2 separate regions of the Homo sapiens genome follow, and region 2 is linked to region 1. A link is an interaction called in ENCODE POLR2A ChIA-PET data of the cell type or tissue named here. Cell type or tissue: PC-3. All regions are shown on one strand. Links, peaks and the distances in the headings refer to the core of each region. The heading gives the core; the rest is flanking DNA. Region 1 overlaps KCNAB1 (potassium voltage-gated channel subfamily A regulatory beta subunit 1). Region 2 has its middle 49 kb from the start of TIPARP.

Evidence for each region. ChIA-PET counts read pairs that join two places held together with the same protein. Peaks named below come from ENCODE experiments on the same cell type or tissue, not always from the same donor. Only the 100,000 strongest peaks of a DNase experiment are listed, where the experiment ranks them.
Region 2: POLR2A ChIA-PET joins it to region 1 with 6 read pairs; 4 of 35 experiments call an interaction of 5 or more read pairs at or near these places.

The regions. Positions count from the first base shown.
Region 1 is chr3:156,521,749-156,530,089 of GRCh38, forward strand. KCNAB1 (potassium voltage-gated channel subfamily A regulatory beta subunit 1) reads left to right here. Exons shown (of 14, transcript NM_172160.3): 12 at 2,079-2,199. Among named protein-coding and RNA genes, the nearest start is that of SSR3, 29 kb to the right of the region's middle. In PC-3, for the core only: no CTCF peak of the experiment used is centred there; a DNase peak (open chromatin) is centred at 4,253.
Region 2 is chr3:156,621,079-156,629,419 of GRCh38, forward strand. No RefSeq gene overlaps it. Among named protein-coding and RNA genes, the nearest start is that of TIPARP, 49 kb to the right of the region's middle. In PC-3, for the core only: no CTCF peak of the experiment used is centred there; a DNase peak (open chromatin) is centred at 5,213.

The DNA of each region.
Region 1 (8,341 bases), core at 282-8,281:
CTAACATTTTCTCATTTGTAAAGCAGTTAAAGCTGTTTATTTCCAACACACTTTTGTTTCCTTTGGTATGAGGAAAGCAGTATAAAAACTATGCATCTACTTTTTAAAAACCCTAATCTGCTTGTATTTCCATAGGTTAAAGCAACAATGAGATTTATGGTGTTGAACATGGATTGGGACTCAATAAATAATTGCTTTTTTCTTTTTAATTTTTTTTTTACTTTTGGAAGTCTGTCTCTGAAAATGGTGTGTATGTGTGTGTCACACACATACACATATACACACACACATAAATAGAACTTGTAACCCAATCCTAAGAAAGAGAATGCACTGCATACAAGATTTCAAAAACGGAAAAGTTACAAAAGATTGATTGATAAACCAACCACTCTTTACATGCATGGTATATACTGAAACTCAGAAATTCTAATACTAATAAGAAGCAATTGTTCAAAAAGCAGTTGGCTATTAGTTTTCAATCTTTGTTAGTCGGTTTGAATAACATTCAGAGATATTGGTCCTCTGAAAGATGTTATGAAACTTTAGTGAGGATTGGTGATGTTTTTCCCACTGAGGACACCAAAAGTAAGTTCAGGGACTCTCTGACATAGACAGCACTCTGGCCCAGGAAGTCTGCCCCGGCCCCAAGGCAGTGTCCATTGTTCACAATGCCCACCTCATCACCACTGGCACCAAATGTCATCTCTGGAGAGATGCTCCAGGCCACTCTTCTTTTTGAAGAAGCTGAGGCTTCTCAGAGCTAAGGCTGGGAAAACTTTAGCCATCTCCTCAAGCAGGCTACCAGGTTAGGAGCCAGCCCATAAGCCTTTGAGATTTAGGAGACAAAACTGGGGCGGCTTGCCCTTCTCCTTTTCTCATCGGCAAAATAACTCAAAAAAATCACAATAAAACATAATGTGGTTACCCTTTTCTTTGGAAATATTGTCTTAGAATAATGAAAAAATGCTCAAAAAACAAAAGCCAGCAGCCTATTGAAATCATGTGGGTGCAGTGTCCATGGCCCACTGCCTGTTGCAGAGCATTCTGCGGTCTCTGGGAAGATAAAGATCTGCGATGGCTATTATGTATTATGTCACAATTACACGCAAGAGAGAAAGTCCACATTACCACACAGTGTGATGATTTTTAATTGTTTTCCCTAAAACAGACTAACACTCTTACAAATACTCTTTTCCCCTGGGTGTTGCTGCTTAAGTGCTCGCTTTATGTAGAAGAGTCTATTGTTCCCTTTCTCATAGTAAGAGCAGAGCCTTCTGGAAACTAAGGCATTGAGAAGTTCTAAAAGATTTTTATCTTTATATTTAGGAAATTAGGTTCATTTTGTAGTCTATAGATCAGGGTCAGTTTCTTCTCATTGGCTTTAAAGAATAGTTTCCTGTTTTGAGTTTCTTTACTTTTTTAAGTTTCAATAGTTATACAATAGGTAATAACATTTGCAAAGTCTTTATCTACTTTAAAATTTTAAAAACCAACTCAGTACCTATCAGTTATGCCATGTCTGCTTCTAGGAAGAAGCTGCAGAAGCTAACAACAAAGCCCCATTATAAAAAGAATAAGAGATTAGCAGTGAATTGAAAGCACGGGGGAGAAAAATAGTTAAACAAAAATGTAAAATAGTGGTTTTCTTTGAGCAGAAAGCTTGGCACCCAGCTTTCTTAATAAAAAGGAGACATAATAGATCTTGGTAAGTTGTAAATGTACTTTTTTTTTTGCTACATTCTAAAGTTGGGCTATCCCAATAAAAAACGTTACTTCTTCTATTGGACAGGCTAGGATTTAAGTGCTTGTATGTCACGGTCAGGGTTATAACAACTTCTGTGCAGGCTGATCAATTTGAATGGTGAATATTAGTCAAAATCAATCTGTTTTGAACCAATAAACAAGGAGCAAGATCGTGAGGAACATTTCTTTGCATGAAATCATCCCTGTCAGTGTGAAACATAAGGGTCAAAAAATTCAGAAAATCATTATGAGGTTCACATATTTTATTGAATTACCATTCTTTGACATCAGATCTTTACCAGACATTAACATTTCAATGTTATGCTTTTCCCCAGTGCTACCAGTGGTTGAAAGAAAGAATTGTAAGTGAAGAAGGGAGAAAACAGCAAAACAAGCTAAAAGACCTTTCCCCAATTGCGGAGCGTCTGGGATGCACACTACCTCAGCTAGCTGTTGGTAAGAAAATTACTAAGCTATGGGGTGGTAGAGGGACTTCTGCTGAGATCATAGTTTTCTATTGCTGACCACACCCTTACCATGATAAAATGTCTATTGCAGGGACAGATGATCTCTGAAGCATAAACTCCTGCTAAATATAAAGTGAGTTATTTGAGGTTCCCCAGAATTTTCTACATGATAGCAAATTTTTCTTACTTCTTTCTCCTTGCTCTTATAACATAGTTTAAATGAGAACATGTCAGTGATAACATACACTATCACAGATGTCAGGGGTGAACTGTGTAGTGACATCCATTTCTTCTGGCTCAAATTTCTGTCTGTTGAAAACTAAACCAGGGTTGGTGAGAAGATGAGATACAGGGCTGTGACAGGCCCAAGGCTACTGCCACATGAAAAGCTGATCCTAGAGAAATAGCTTCACCCTGAAAGTTCTTGAAGGCCATAAACGTTGTTCTTCTAATGCTGTGGAGTCCATGAAAGGTCATGATTGCTGGTAACAATTGAAAACCACACGCGGCTGGGCACGGTGGCTCATGCCTGTAATCCCAGCACTTTGGGAGGCCAAGGTGGGCGGATCATGAGGTCAGGAGATCGAGACCATCCTGGCTAACACAGTGAAACCCCGTCTCTACTAAAAACACCAAAAATTAGCCGGGCGTGGTGGTGGGTGCCTGTAGTCCCAGCTACTTGGGAGGCTGAGGCAGGAGAATGGCGTGAACCCGAGTGGCGGAGCTTGCAGTAAGCCCAGATTGCGTCACTGCACTCCAGCCTGCGTGACAGAGCAAGACTCCATCTCAAAAAAAAAAAAAAAAAAAAAAAAAAAAAAGAAAACCCCAAACCACATCCACTGTTTGAGAGAAAGATAATATGAACCACATTCAATCATGGGTGTCTCAGTCAACGACGGACAACATATATGTAGGTGATCCCATAAGATTATAATGGAGCTGAAAAATTGCTATTGCCTAGTGATGTTGTGGTTATCCTAAGGTCCGAGTGCAATGAATTACTTGTGTGTTTGTGGTGATGCTGGTATAATAAACAAGCCTACTGCACTGCCAGTAATATAAAAGTCTAGCACACACAATCATGTACAGTACATAATACTTGATAATGATAATAAATGACCATGTTACTGGTTTATGTATTTACTATACTATACTTTTCATCTTTACTTTAGAGTGTTACTCCTTCTTACTAGGAAAAAAAAAAAGTTAACTGTAAAACAGCCTTATGCAGGCCCTTCAGGAGGTATTCCCCAAAGAGGAATTATTATCACAGGAGATGACAGCTCCATGTGTTTTACTGCCCCTGAAGACTTCCCAGAGGAACAAGATGTGGAGGTGGAACATAGTGATGGTCCTGACCCTGTGTAGGCCAAGGCTAATGAGTGTGTCTGTGTCTTAGTTTTTAACAAAAAAAAAAAAGTTTAAAAAGCTAAAAAAACACTTTTTAAAAATAGAAAAAAAGCTTATAACAATATAAAGAAAATACTTTTGTACAGCTGTACAATGTGTTTGTGTTTTAAGCTATGTTATTACAAATAAGTTCAAAGGTTTTTTTGTTTGTTTGTTTTTTGTTTTGAGACGCAGTCTCGCTCTGTCGCCCAGGCTGGAGTGCAGTGGCGCGATCTCGGCTCACTGCAACCTCCGTCTCCCAGGTTCAAGCGATTCTCCTGCCTCAGCCTCCTGAGTAGCTGGGATTACAGGTGTGCACCACCAAGCCTGGCTAATTTTTGTATTTTTAGTAGCGAAGGGGTTTCACCATGTTGGTCAGGCTGGTCTCTAACTCCTGACCTCGTGATCCGCCTGCCTTGGCCGCCTAAAGTGCTGGGATTACAGGCATGAGCCACTGTGCCCAACCAAAAGCTTTTTTAAATTAAAAGTTTATAAAGTAAAAATGTTACAGTTAGCTAATGTTAATTTATTATTGAAGAAAGAAAAATCTTAAAAATAAATTTAGTGTAGCCTAAGTGCACAGTGTTTACAAAGTCTATGGTAGTGTACAAGAATGTCCCAGGCCTTCACATTCACTCACCACTCACTCACTGACTCACCCAAAGCACCTCCCAGTCCTGCAAGCTCCAGTCATGGTAAGTGCCCTACACAGGTATACCATTTTATACCATATTTTTACCATACCTTTTCTATGTTTAGATACACAACACCATGTGTTACAGCCGCCTATAGTATTCAGTACAGTAACATGCTGTACAGATTTGGAACCTAGGAGCAATAGGCTATCCCATATAGCCTAGATGTGCAGTAGGCTATACCAACTAGGTTTGCATAAGTACCCTATGATGTTCACACAATGAGGAAAACGCCTAACAATGCATTTCTCAGAACGTGTCCCTGTCGCTATGGGATGCATAACTGTATCTTATTTTAAATTTTCTAGTGACCACATTAAAACATTAAAGTGAAACATGTGAAATTAATTTTAATAATGGATTTTCTTTAACCCAATATAGCCAAAATATTATCATTCCAACATGTAATAAATATTAAAAATTGAGATATTTTACTTTGTTTTCTACAAATCTTCAAAATCCAGCATATATTTTACACCTAGAGCAAGCACATTCCAATTCAGGCTAGACACACGTTGCATGCTCAATAGCCACGTGCTGCCAAAGGCTACACACTGGGCAGAAAAGCCCTGAGACTTCTGGTTCCCTTACTAGGGGATATTTGTCAGGTTCTATAGTAAGCACCTCAGGCTCACTCTCACTGTCTTGTCTCCTTCATCACCATAACAATCCGCGGAGGTCTATACTATTACTAGTCATATCTTACCGATGCTAGTGGAGGATTTTCTATTACTATCTCCACTTATAAATGAAGAAATGAGATAAAAGAATTCATGTGGTAGCTATGAGAAAGGAATAAAATGGGTGCTGATTCTAGACAAAAAAAAAAAAATCCTAAAGATTAAGAAATAGCAGGAATTGGGACATATCAGAAACACTAACCCAATGAGATAAAAAGCTCAAGATAAGGTCTATGCAAATAAAATAATTTAATAGAATATTTGTTGGTAGCTTGACTCTTCAGAGGTTGGAAGGCAGAGAAATGTTAGTTGCAATTAGCAGTCATAGAAAGATAGAAATGGGAGGTGATTTTAGAGGGGGGAAAATGCCATGTACCGTAGTATATGTATGACTGGTGCTTTAATCCTTTCTTCAAAAAATAAAATAAAATCAAACAATGTATTTAATGTTATTACTTAGCAACTCTACAGCTTTAACAAGCACAGTAAAACATATTAGCTATTTGACCACAGGCAAGTTACTTAACCTGGTAACAATTTTCTCATCTGTAAAATGGGTATAATAATACATATCTTACAAACTAGTTGAGTAAAGGGAAATTATATATATAAAGCAAAAAGTAGGTGCTCAGTGAGTGCTAATAAAGATGATAATGTTCTTGCAGAGAGTAGACATGCAAAACTTGAAATTCTGTCTGCTCTTAGCCATGGCAAGCAATCAGAGTAATATGCAGAGAAACATATTCTGCACAATCATATATGGTTTTTAGATAGTAACATGAAGTATTAAACTTAGCCCTGAAAGACAGGAAAGAACACTCTCTTTCTACAGAGGAAATCTTTACAAGATTTAGACTCTTACTAGATATTAGATATACATGAAATGCCTTCTTTACAGGATCTGAGTTTAAATTAAAACATGCTTTTTTTCCCCTTTTCCTCCTGTCCTCTCAGATGTCTTTCTCACCTGTCACTTCTTTCTTTGTAAATAAATAATTTTGTTTATAGCCACAAAACTCTCAGAATCAAAAGGGAAATTATTTCCAGGCACGTTATCTTTGATCTGCTAGGAGAGTGTGGGAGAGGGATCCTCCGGCAGAAAGCAAACTACTTGAACCCAACTGTGTGCCTGCTCCCCAAGTCACACAGGTATACTGGAGCCAGCATTCATACTTTGTTCTTAGTGAACAGGCACTCTGGACATACTTGCTAGTGACACTTGGTTAGAGGTGCTAATTATCCAGAATCAGCTGCAGTTGCTACCATGGAAGTAACCAGCTCTGCCCAGTGGGTTCTCCTGTGCCCTACAGGCCCATTAGGGGAATCAGCTGTTGGTGACCTCGAGTAGTCAGGTAGTTTATGGGCAATAATTTACCTAGAACCTGCTTTGTCCTCAGAACTACCTTTAAGGCCAAAAATAGTTCTCAGTGCAAAGCAGCAAATAATGCAGTCAAAAAAAAAAAAAAGAGAGAGAAAGATTGGATTGGTACTTTTATACAGCACTATTTTGTATTTTGCCCATGTGGAAATTCAGTGATTACCATAAAAGGCCTGGACACGGTAACAGCTTAAGAGTATCAGTTGACAATATGGCTGTCCAAATGGGGGCAGAAGATGTGCTTGGGGACATCCATCAATCATCCATGCCTATGTTTATTCAACAAACATTTAATAAGTTCCTACTTTGTGCAAGACACTGGGCTGGTGGCTGAGCATCCAACTGCAAATAAGGCATACCTCACAGCCTGGTGGGCAAGTCAAGAAAATAAACAGATAATTTTAATACAGGTCATCATATTAAGAAGGGAACAGGGGATAAGGGAATTAGAGTAGGAGCTTGGAATTCAGGGAAGTACTTTAGGAGCAGGCAATACCTTTGGGGAATCTCAAATGACAGGCAAATATTAGTGAGGCAAAAAGAAAGGGGAAGGCAAAAGGACATTCCAGGCAAAAGGAACAGCTTGAGCAATGTGCCCCAGAATGAAGGGAGAGGAAGAGGAGAAAAGCAGCAAGATGCTTGGAGATGGAGAGGATTTAAAGACAGGTGAGTGCTCCTGAAGCACAAAGTTCAAGGTAGGGAGCCATGAAGCTGCAGAGGTAGGCTAGAAAATAAGGTTTGCCAAGGTAAGAATTAAGAACCTCATCTTACAGGACAATGAGTTATGTCAGGCACTAGCTAGGGAAGTGATATGATCAGATTTGTGTTTAGAGAGACTGCTGCTGGCTGGATGAGAGCTGTATGGGGGAAATATAAGGGGACAATTCAAGCAAGAGGTAGGAAAACCAGTTATCCAGGAGAGAGATGGTGAGGGCCTGAGTGAGGGCAGCAGTGACTGAGGAGGAGAAGACAGCTGAACCGGAGAAGACAGCTGAACCAAAGCAGTCATTGTCAAACTGAGCCCTGTATCCACACAATGGAATACTCTTTAGCAACAAAAAGAAATGGTATACGGGTACATAGTGCAACACGGAAAAACCTAGAAAACATATGCTAAGTGAAAACCAGACACAAACGACCACCTATTGTATGATTCCATTTAGATGAAATGTCCAGAAAAGACAAATCTGGAGACAAAAAGTAGATCAGTGGCTGCCTGGTACTTGAGGTAGGGATCTTATTAGGGTGATGGAAATGTTATAAAACTGCATTAAAAATGGTGAAGGTTGCACCTTAAAAATGATGGTTGGTAAATTTATAAAAATTATTTAATGTACACCTAAAATGGGTAAAATTTTTGATGTATAAATTTTACCTCAATAAAGTTGGTTAAAAAAAAAAAAAGAGCATGGTCCCAGATAGCAGCATCAGCATAAGCATTACCTAGGAGTGTGTTAAAAATGCACAGACTGCACCCCAGACCTGAATCAGAAACTCAGCGGGTGAGCCATAACAATGGGTGTTTCACAGGCCCTCTGGATGATTCTGATGCATACCAAAGTTTGAAAACCACTTGATTAGAGGAATATTTAGGAGGAATAATCAACTGGACTTAGCAGTTAAAAGGGAAAAGGGGGTCAGAACAGGACAGTTCTTAAAGAGTACTCCCAGGTTTCCAGATTGGGGAGCCACATTGCTGGTGATGCCCCCAAATGTGATTGGGAATGCAAGAAGGCCAGGCATTATAGCAAGAAGTTTGCGGTGCTGGTGGGGCATCTAGCAGGAAGGCCCAGCAGACACTGCATCTATGAGTCCAGCAACACTGAGTTCCAGGCAGCTAAGGACTCAGAAGTCCACTGTAATCACCAGCAGGCTCCTGGGGACCTTAGCTTCTGGACACAGCAAGAAGGTGACTGGGATGTGAAGAAGATCAGTAAGGGAATCTGGACTGACCTTTTAGAAGTTTAAGAGGGGAAGAAGGTTGGGGCA
Region 2 (8,341 bases), core at 251-8,250, 99 kb after region 1:
ACAACACCAGTGAAATACCGAAAACAGTGAGTAATGGGAGTTGTATGCTGAGTTGGTGCAAGTCATCTGGGAGATGGGTATGTGGCAGGCTATGTTTGACCTGAATACCCAGAGGCCAGATGATGAACGTTTCACCTCCCACATGAGGGATCTTGTGTTGGGTTCTGTGCTCCGGAGTGCCTCTGCCTCCCTAGCTGCTGTCCTCACCCTGTACATAGGGCACCACATACATGAAGTGACCATTGCTGTGACAGCTCTTGGGGAAGCAGAAGGCTGTCAGCAGGACTGAGGGGTCTATGCCATAAAGAAGGGGAAGATGCTCTGCCCACAGGGGCCCCCCCATGGGAGAAAAGAGGGCCCCAACAAGTAACATGCTCACGGATGTGGATAGATTTGATTTTGACCGGGGTTGACCGAGAGAAAATCAATAAGCAGCCCAATGAAGTACTCTTAACTTTGTGGAGATAATTGTCTCTGGAGCAGCAATTCCAGAAAATGCCCAACGGGGAGAAGGACATTGCTGCGTGACCCAGTCCCACCCGGGCACTTCAGCTCAAAGACTACTTGCTGCAGCCAGGTGGAAATGTAGAGCCTTTTCTGTTTGATTAGGAAACTGGCTGAGGTGCCCATCTTGGGGGGACACCAGACAACCAGCGACCACGTGTGGAATTAGTGATCCACTGGTCTTCCACTAGTGTACAATGGGTGCTGGTGCTGGTGGATACTGGCACAGATTGTGTCCTTGCTTATGGGAACCCAAATAAATTTCAGGGCTAACCTGCTTACATTGATGGATATGGAGGCTGGTCAGTGGAAGTGAAACCTGTATCTCTGCACCTTGGCATCTGCTGTTTGGCTCCCCATTTATATTCTGTGTATTTCTCTCCCATACCAGAATACATTCTGGGGATGGACATTTTACATGGCCTGGCATTACAAACCACACCCAGGGAATTCAGACTCTGAGTGTGTGTGGTGAAGCCGATGCTGCGTGGACATACATGTCACCAGCCTCAGGTCCTGCCACAACCCTGACAGGTTACTTCCACCCATCAATACTGTTTGCCAGGTGGGCATACAGAGATAACTGAGACAATTAAAAACCTGGAGGAGGTGCAGATAGTGTGTGGCACCCACAGCCCCTACAATTCTCCAGTGTGGCCAGTTAGAAAGCCTAATGGAACTTGTTGGATGATGGTGGACTATTGGGAACTGAATAAAGTAACACCCCCTTTGCATGCAGCTGTACTGTCAATCATGGATTTGATGGACTGTTTGATGACAGAACTGGGACAGTATCACTATGAAGTGGACTTGGCCAATGCATTTTTCTCCATTGACATTGCTCCAGAGACCCAGGAACAGTTTGCCTTCATGTGGGATAGGCAACAATGGACTTTCACAGTGTTGCTGCAGGGCTATGTGCATAGCCCCACCATATGTCCTGGTCTAGTTGCAACAGATTTAGCTGCCTGGCAATGTCCAGAAGGGGTCCACCTATTCCATTATATTGATGATATCATGTTAACCTCTGATTCTCTTGCAGATTTAGAAGTGGTGGCACCCCTCTTGCAGCAACATGTAGCAGCATACGGTTGGGCCATCAATGAATCCAAGGTCCAAGGGCCTGGATTAGCTGCCAAATTCTTGGGAGTTATCTGGTCAGGTAAGACAAAGGCCATCCCAGAGGCTATGATTGATAAGATTCAGGCATATCCCTGGCCCACCACAGTGAAGAAGCTGCAGATTTTTGTGGGGCTCCTGGGATATCAGCGGGCATTTGTGTCCTTTTTAGCTCAAATGATAAAATTGTTGCATTGGTTAACAAAGAAGGGAGCTCCCTGGGATTGGGATGATGCGGCTGAGACCGCCTTCCTGGCAGCCAAGCTGGCTATTCAGCAGGCACAAGCCCTATGGGTAGTTGACTTGGGGCACCCATTTGAGCTGGATGTGCATGTGACCACAGATGGTTTCGGCTGGGGGGCCTGTGGCAGTGCATAGAGTGCTTGCAAGTGCCAGTAGGCTTTTGGTCCCAACTATGGAAGGGAGATGAGCTCCAGTATTCCCTGATAGAGAAACGCTAGCAGCTATATATGCTGCCCTTCAAGCTGTGAGAGTGTGACAGGATGGGCTGCAGTCGTCGTGTGGATAACTTACCCAATAGTGAGATGGGTGCATTCATGGGTAACGACCCCCCAGACTGGGACGGTGCAGACATCCACTTTGGCAAAGTGGGGTGCCTACGTGGAGCAGCAGGGTACACTGAGTACAAACCCCTTAGCAGCAGAGTTGCAAGAGGTCTTGGGACCTGTAGTCCTAATGCAAGATAAGGCCATGGGGCCTGAGGCAGCCCTAGACCCTGAGCCTTCACCATTTAAGGAAGGGCATCCCTCAATTCCTGATGGGGCATGGTAAACAGATGGGTCTAACTGAGGTGCTACTGCAGCCTGGACTGCCGTTGCAGTCCAACCTTGTACTGACACCATATGGTTGAAACCGGGTGTGAACAAAATAGCCAATGGGCTGAACTTAGAGCAGCATGGATGGTGATCACAAAGGAGGTGACACCTATGGTAATCTGTACCAATAGCTGGGTGGTCTCTCGAGGCTTAACCTTGTGGTAACTACCTGGCAAATACAGAAGTGGCTAGTTGGCCACTCACCCATTTGGGGCCAAGCCACGTGGCAAGACCTCTGGGAAATGGATCATCAGAAAGAGGTAATTATTTATCACGTGTCAGGCCATATGCCTTTGGCCACCCCTGGCAAGGATGAAGCAGATGCCTTGGCCAAGGTCTGATGGTTAGATTCAGCACCTCCACAAGATGTGGCTTTGTGGCTACACTGGAAACTGGGACGTGTGGGGGGTAAACTGATGCAACATGTCAATAAGTGTTGGGGTCTGTATCTGCCCGTACAAGATATTTGTGAGGCTTGTCAGAAATGTCGGGCATGTACTCAGGCATACCTTAAACAGAGGCAGCTGCCCAGTGTTACATAAGTGACGATAGGGCGAGTGCCCTTGACCAGGTGGCAAGTAGACTACAAGGGTATATGCATACACTACAGCTGTGGACACGGCTGCAAGCCTGTTGTTCACCTACCCTTGCAGGATGGCCAACCAACAGAACACCATCTGGCCTCTGCAACACTTAGGTGCCCTGTATCGTCACCCTCTGGCCATTGAGATTGATAGGGGAGCACATTTCACTGGAAAACAGGTATAAGAATGGGCACAAGAAATGGACATAAAGTGGGGATTCCATGTGTCATACAACCTGCAAGCTGCAGATATGATTGAGCGATGTAACAGGCTCTTGAAGAATGGGTTACGCTTGCCTGTCACACCCTCGTCTTTGCGGGGCTGGAGTTCCAGGCTGGACCTGATGCACCAAACCTTGAATGAATAGCCACAGAAAGGTGGCCTGGCCCCAGTGGAGGCTTTGTTACACCAGGCCACCACCCTCATTCAGTTACAGATACATACCAAGGATGACCTCCCCTGACCAGGTATGGGGATGAACGGTAACCTGCCGTGATGAATGTTGCTTGCCCCAACACCCCTGAAGGCGAGGGAACAGAAAACCTGGCTGTGGCCATGGACCCTCCAAGCCCCCACTGTGGTGGTTGCCATTGTAGCTCCCTTGGGGGAGGGCCTACAGTATGACTTGCTTGTCATTCCTTGGGTGTTCAATGCATAGTCCCCACGGTTGACTGTTCATAGGGGAATGGCCAGGGAAGGAACCCTCCTCAGGGGACATATGTACTGTCTGTGTGGCATGTTATGAGCTCCCCCGTGACTTTTGCATGGAGACGGGACTCAAAGGAACCATGGGGAGCTGAGAAAGTATGGTACCATCTCCCAGGGCAAAAGCTCATGGTGACCACGTTGTTATCCAGGGATGAAAGTTTAGCTTGTATTTTGCCTGAGGGACGTGATTTACCTCTGTTAGTACCTGTGCCTGCTCTATCATTTTGGCTGTAGGTTAACATGCTCCAACTGCATTGTGGACTGGGCCCACACCTACGCTGAAGTGACCAATGTTTCCAACTCTTTGATCTGTACCACCCTTCCAGCAGCAGCTGCGGACTGCTTGCCTTGGCACATACACCCCGTGTCTTCAGTGAACTGGACATGGTTGGAGACTTGGGGCCCCATGGCTGATGCCTCGAATGCAATGCAGCAAGCTTTGGACAAAGGCTGCCACAAGGCCCATGGTGCACCCACCCCCTGGCTGGCCCATAGTGTTTATAATGGGTGGGGCTGCCTAATGGGGGAACATGTAGTACCCCCAGCCCAGGTGCCATGATGCATAGAGCAACATTGGGGTAACACCACTGTGGGATGCCTACCCATCACAGTCTGTGTAAACATAACACATGTCACCATATCGAAGGTATGGTGGAACAAGTGGCCCCACCAAGGTTGGTCCCCGATAGATGTTGTGCCCCCGGGGAGTTTATGGATCTGTGGGGACACAGGGTGGCCTTACCTACCAGCACACTGGACTGGACATTGTACCTGGGGGTGGCCTTATGTACCTGCCACCCCCATGCCACCTGCCATGTGTTTTCCCCACATTGCCCAGATACCCGCATAAATGGGAGGCACTACACTCTCAGTTTTTGTGAGTGCAACAAGCCCCCTGATGGTTGGCAATGACTATCCCTGGAGCAGGTGTCATAACTGTAGAAGCACAAGTTACTGCTCTTGCAGAGCACAGCACTCGGGCTCTGAATTACATCTGAGTGGCCCTCCTGTTAACAGATGAGGTTGATCAGATCAGAAAGGTTTTGTGGCAAAATCGAATGGCCTTAGACATAGTAATAGCTTCCCAAGGAGGCACCTGTGCCTTTTAAGGAACACAATGTTGTACCTTTATCCCTGACAATCAGCAGAACATAACAGTAGCTCTGCAACAGGTCTCATGGGAGAGTAAGGTGGTCCAGAGCCTTACTGATGACCCCCTGCAGAAATAGTGGGCATCCCTAGGCTCTGGCCTACTCTGGGCCCTAATAGTCATAAGTAGCATAGCTGGGATCCTAGTAGTGAGCTGTTGCTCTCTGTATTGTTGTTATTGTTATTGTTATGGATGCAGGGCTCTGCCCTACAGGCACATGTCCCTGCCCAGAGGGCACTCTCAGCCTAGGGGGTAGAGTGTAAGGGAAATGGCTAAGCTTTAGTCAGGAGTAGGCTGAAGTGCCCTTCCAGCGCAGCATGACTCATCTGGTTTGGAGTGCAGGTGCACAACCCCACACATTATGTAACCACACCATGTGAGGTGCATTAGGTATCACCCACGTGATCTTGTGCTTAGCTCGAAGCTACTGTTGTCTGTAAAATGTATAATTACCCTGCTAACGCTGTACATATAGCTTGCTCATGCCCAGAGAGAGAGAGTAAAGCCACGTCAAAACTGTCTACGATTCCTTGAGTGTTTTTGCAGCTACCCACCACTTGCCCACTGACTCCCCTTGGACCTCAGTTAGAACCTGACATTTTATAAATGAGGAAAACAGTTTAGAAGTTTAGTTACTTATGGCTGGTAAGTGGCAATGCCAGGATTTAAACTTAGTTCTGTTTGTCTCCTGAACCAAAGTCTTTAACCACTACACTGTACTGCTGAATATTTTATTTAGTAGATTCACTTTTGCAAATGATTCTAATCACTCATTACTTTTTGAATTCTAAGTTTTACCCTCATCATGTGTGCTCTCTACCTCCTAAGGATATCTAGTACAGTTGTTTTCAAACTTGGTTAGGTATCAGAATCACCTACTTGAATATGCTTCATTCACTTTGTAGATATTTCTGATATATACCAAATTTTGAGAACCATTGAGTCTGTTAGAATAAGGTTCAGCTATAATGAACAGAAATAGTGCTATAAACTAGTTTCTTTTTCTCCCCCATTAAGAAGCCCAGAATAGTCATTCTAGAGCTGGTATCGAGCTTGGTGTGGGGAACAAGACTCCTTTTACTTTCTTTGTTTTGTGTGGCTTCCATTCTTCTAAAGTCATCTCAGTGACCAATTGCCTGTTGGAGCTTCATCTACATCTGCATTCTAGCTAGCAAGAAGGTGGAAGGGTGGAAGAATACATACCTTCTCTTTAATGATTGTCAGGAATATGCACCACTTCCACTTAATCCCATGGGTCAGAATTGAAACATACAGCCATGCCCTCCTGCAAGGAAGGCTGGGAAAAGTGGTCTTTATTCTGTGTGGCTACGTAGGCAGCTAAAAATTAGACATTCTCTTATGATGGAGGAATTAGGAGGAATAAACCTTCAAGAATAATTAATCTCTGTCACACTCAGCAGGGAGGAAAATTTACCTAATCCTTATATCTACATTTGACCATGAGACCTAAGAGAAATTCTTTCTATAAGAGGTTTTTAGATCTCATAATGAAGGTGGCTAAGGCAGTGGCTCTCAAACTCTGCTGCACATTAGAATCAACTGGGATCTTACAAACTAATGATGCCTGACTTCCACACCCAATCATTCTGACTTAGTTGGTATGAAATAGAACCTAGACATTAGGGTATTTAAAAGCCCCCCATAATGATTCTGATTTGCAGGAAAAGTTTGGACTAAAGGGGGGGAAACACTCCTAAATCTTTTCCTTAACTCTATCACAGGATCTTCAACCTAAGATACAAGTAGTGTGGATAAGATCCACTGAGTGTTGTTTTGCTCCATTGATGGGCTCCTATTTTTTCCTGTGCCATTGACATCTCAGCAGTTGAACTAGTGAATGTTACTGGTAATAAAGTTACATGTGACCAGGGAAGATTCATTATCGGTATCGCAAAAGACAAAGACAACTCAGACGATATGTCCTACTCACAAAAGCCAGTGACATTTTCATGTACAAAGAACACATTTTAGTTGTAGCTATATTTATACACATGTTATTTGTATGTGGCATGAAAATAGCTATTTTGGTTTTCTGTGTGTGCACGCATGTAGCAGGACCCAGACACAGTAGTGAATCATCCTTAAGTACAGCATTTACATTTTAAACACAGGAACCTATTCAAATCAAATGTGGAAGGCCCTCTCTATTTGGCAGTATATTTGTCATCCGGAAGCTCAAAATAGCCTTTTAGAGATCTAAGCAGTTTGAGCTAGTGGCATCTCAACCTATTACTAGCTGTCAGATATTTTATCCATTCAAGCAGATAGGTGGGCAAAGGTTATGTTTTCTTTGAATTGCTAATGCAGAGGTCTGCCTTTTAAGTTGAGATGTGAAATGAGAAGAGGAGTAAAAGAGGAAATTCTCAAAGACGAAAGCTAGATAGGTCATTTCATTCACCTCTTCACCTTCAGAAAGAATGACATTAAAACATTCTAAACAGGTGAGAATCTATACTATTTTTATAGCTCTTCAATGACAGGATTGCACAACCACATTCCTACCATACCACATTTCATTGCAACAATTTGCAGCTAGGAAATTTCTTTTTACATCTAACCCAAGGATTCTGACCAGGTTGATCCCATTTCCTCCTCGCTGTTCTTCAGAGGGACAACACCATTCTTTTATAAAATTATCTTGGTACTTACATAATTACATTAATCTTCAGGTTTCTCTTTTACAATCCAAATACTAATAACATCCCTTCACACCTTCCTTTTAAATAGTTTTCAAATATAATCAGCTTTGCAGCAATCTTCTTTTAACCTAGGGGTTCCCAGACTTGTTTGCACATTAGAATCATCTGAGGAGCTTCAAAAACTACTGATGCCTGTGTCCCACCCCCAGAGATTCTGATTTAAGTGTCTGGAGTATGTACTAAAGTGGAGATTTTTTAAAAAGATTCTCAAGTGCTTCAAAAGTGCATCAAGTTCAGAAACCACTATCTGAACCTGCTGCAGCCTATTACCCACTTCTCCTTCTGTTTGCTAATAGAACCTTGATAATAGTCCCAGATAAGAAATCATGACTGGCCTAAAACTGTGGTTTCCAGTTCTGCTACCATTAGAATCACCTGGAGAGCTTTGACTATACGGAAGCCTGGACTCCACCAACAAATTAAATCAGAACATCTGGGGGTGGGACCAGGAAACGGTATCTTTAAAAATGCTCTCCAAATGTTTTTAATGCACCACCAGGGTTGAGAGCCATTGGTGGAGGTCAGTGACTCTCAAAGTGTTTTTTAAAGTCCGGAAGCATCCGCATCAACTGAGATATTTAAATAATACAAATTCTTAGGTCCAAACCCAGGCCTACTGAATCAGCATCTCTGGGGGGTGGAGCCCAGCAATCAGTGTTTTAACAAGCCCTCCAGGGGATTTCAATGCTTGCTAGAGTTTGAGTAGCACTAGTCTAAGTC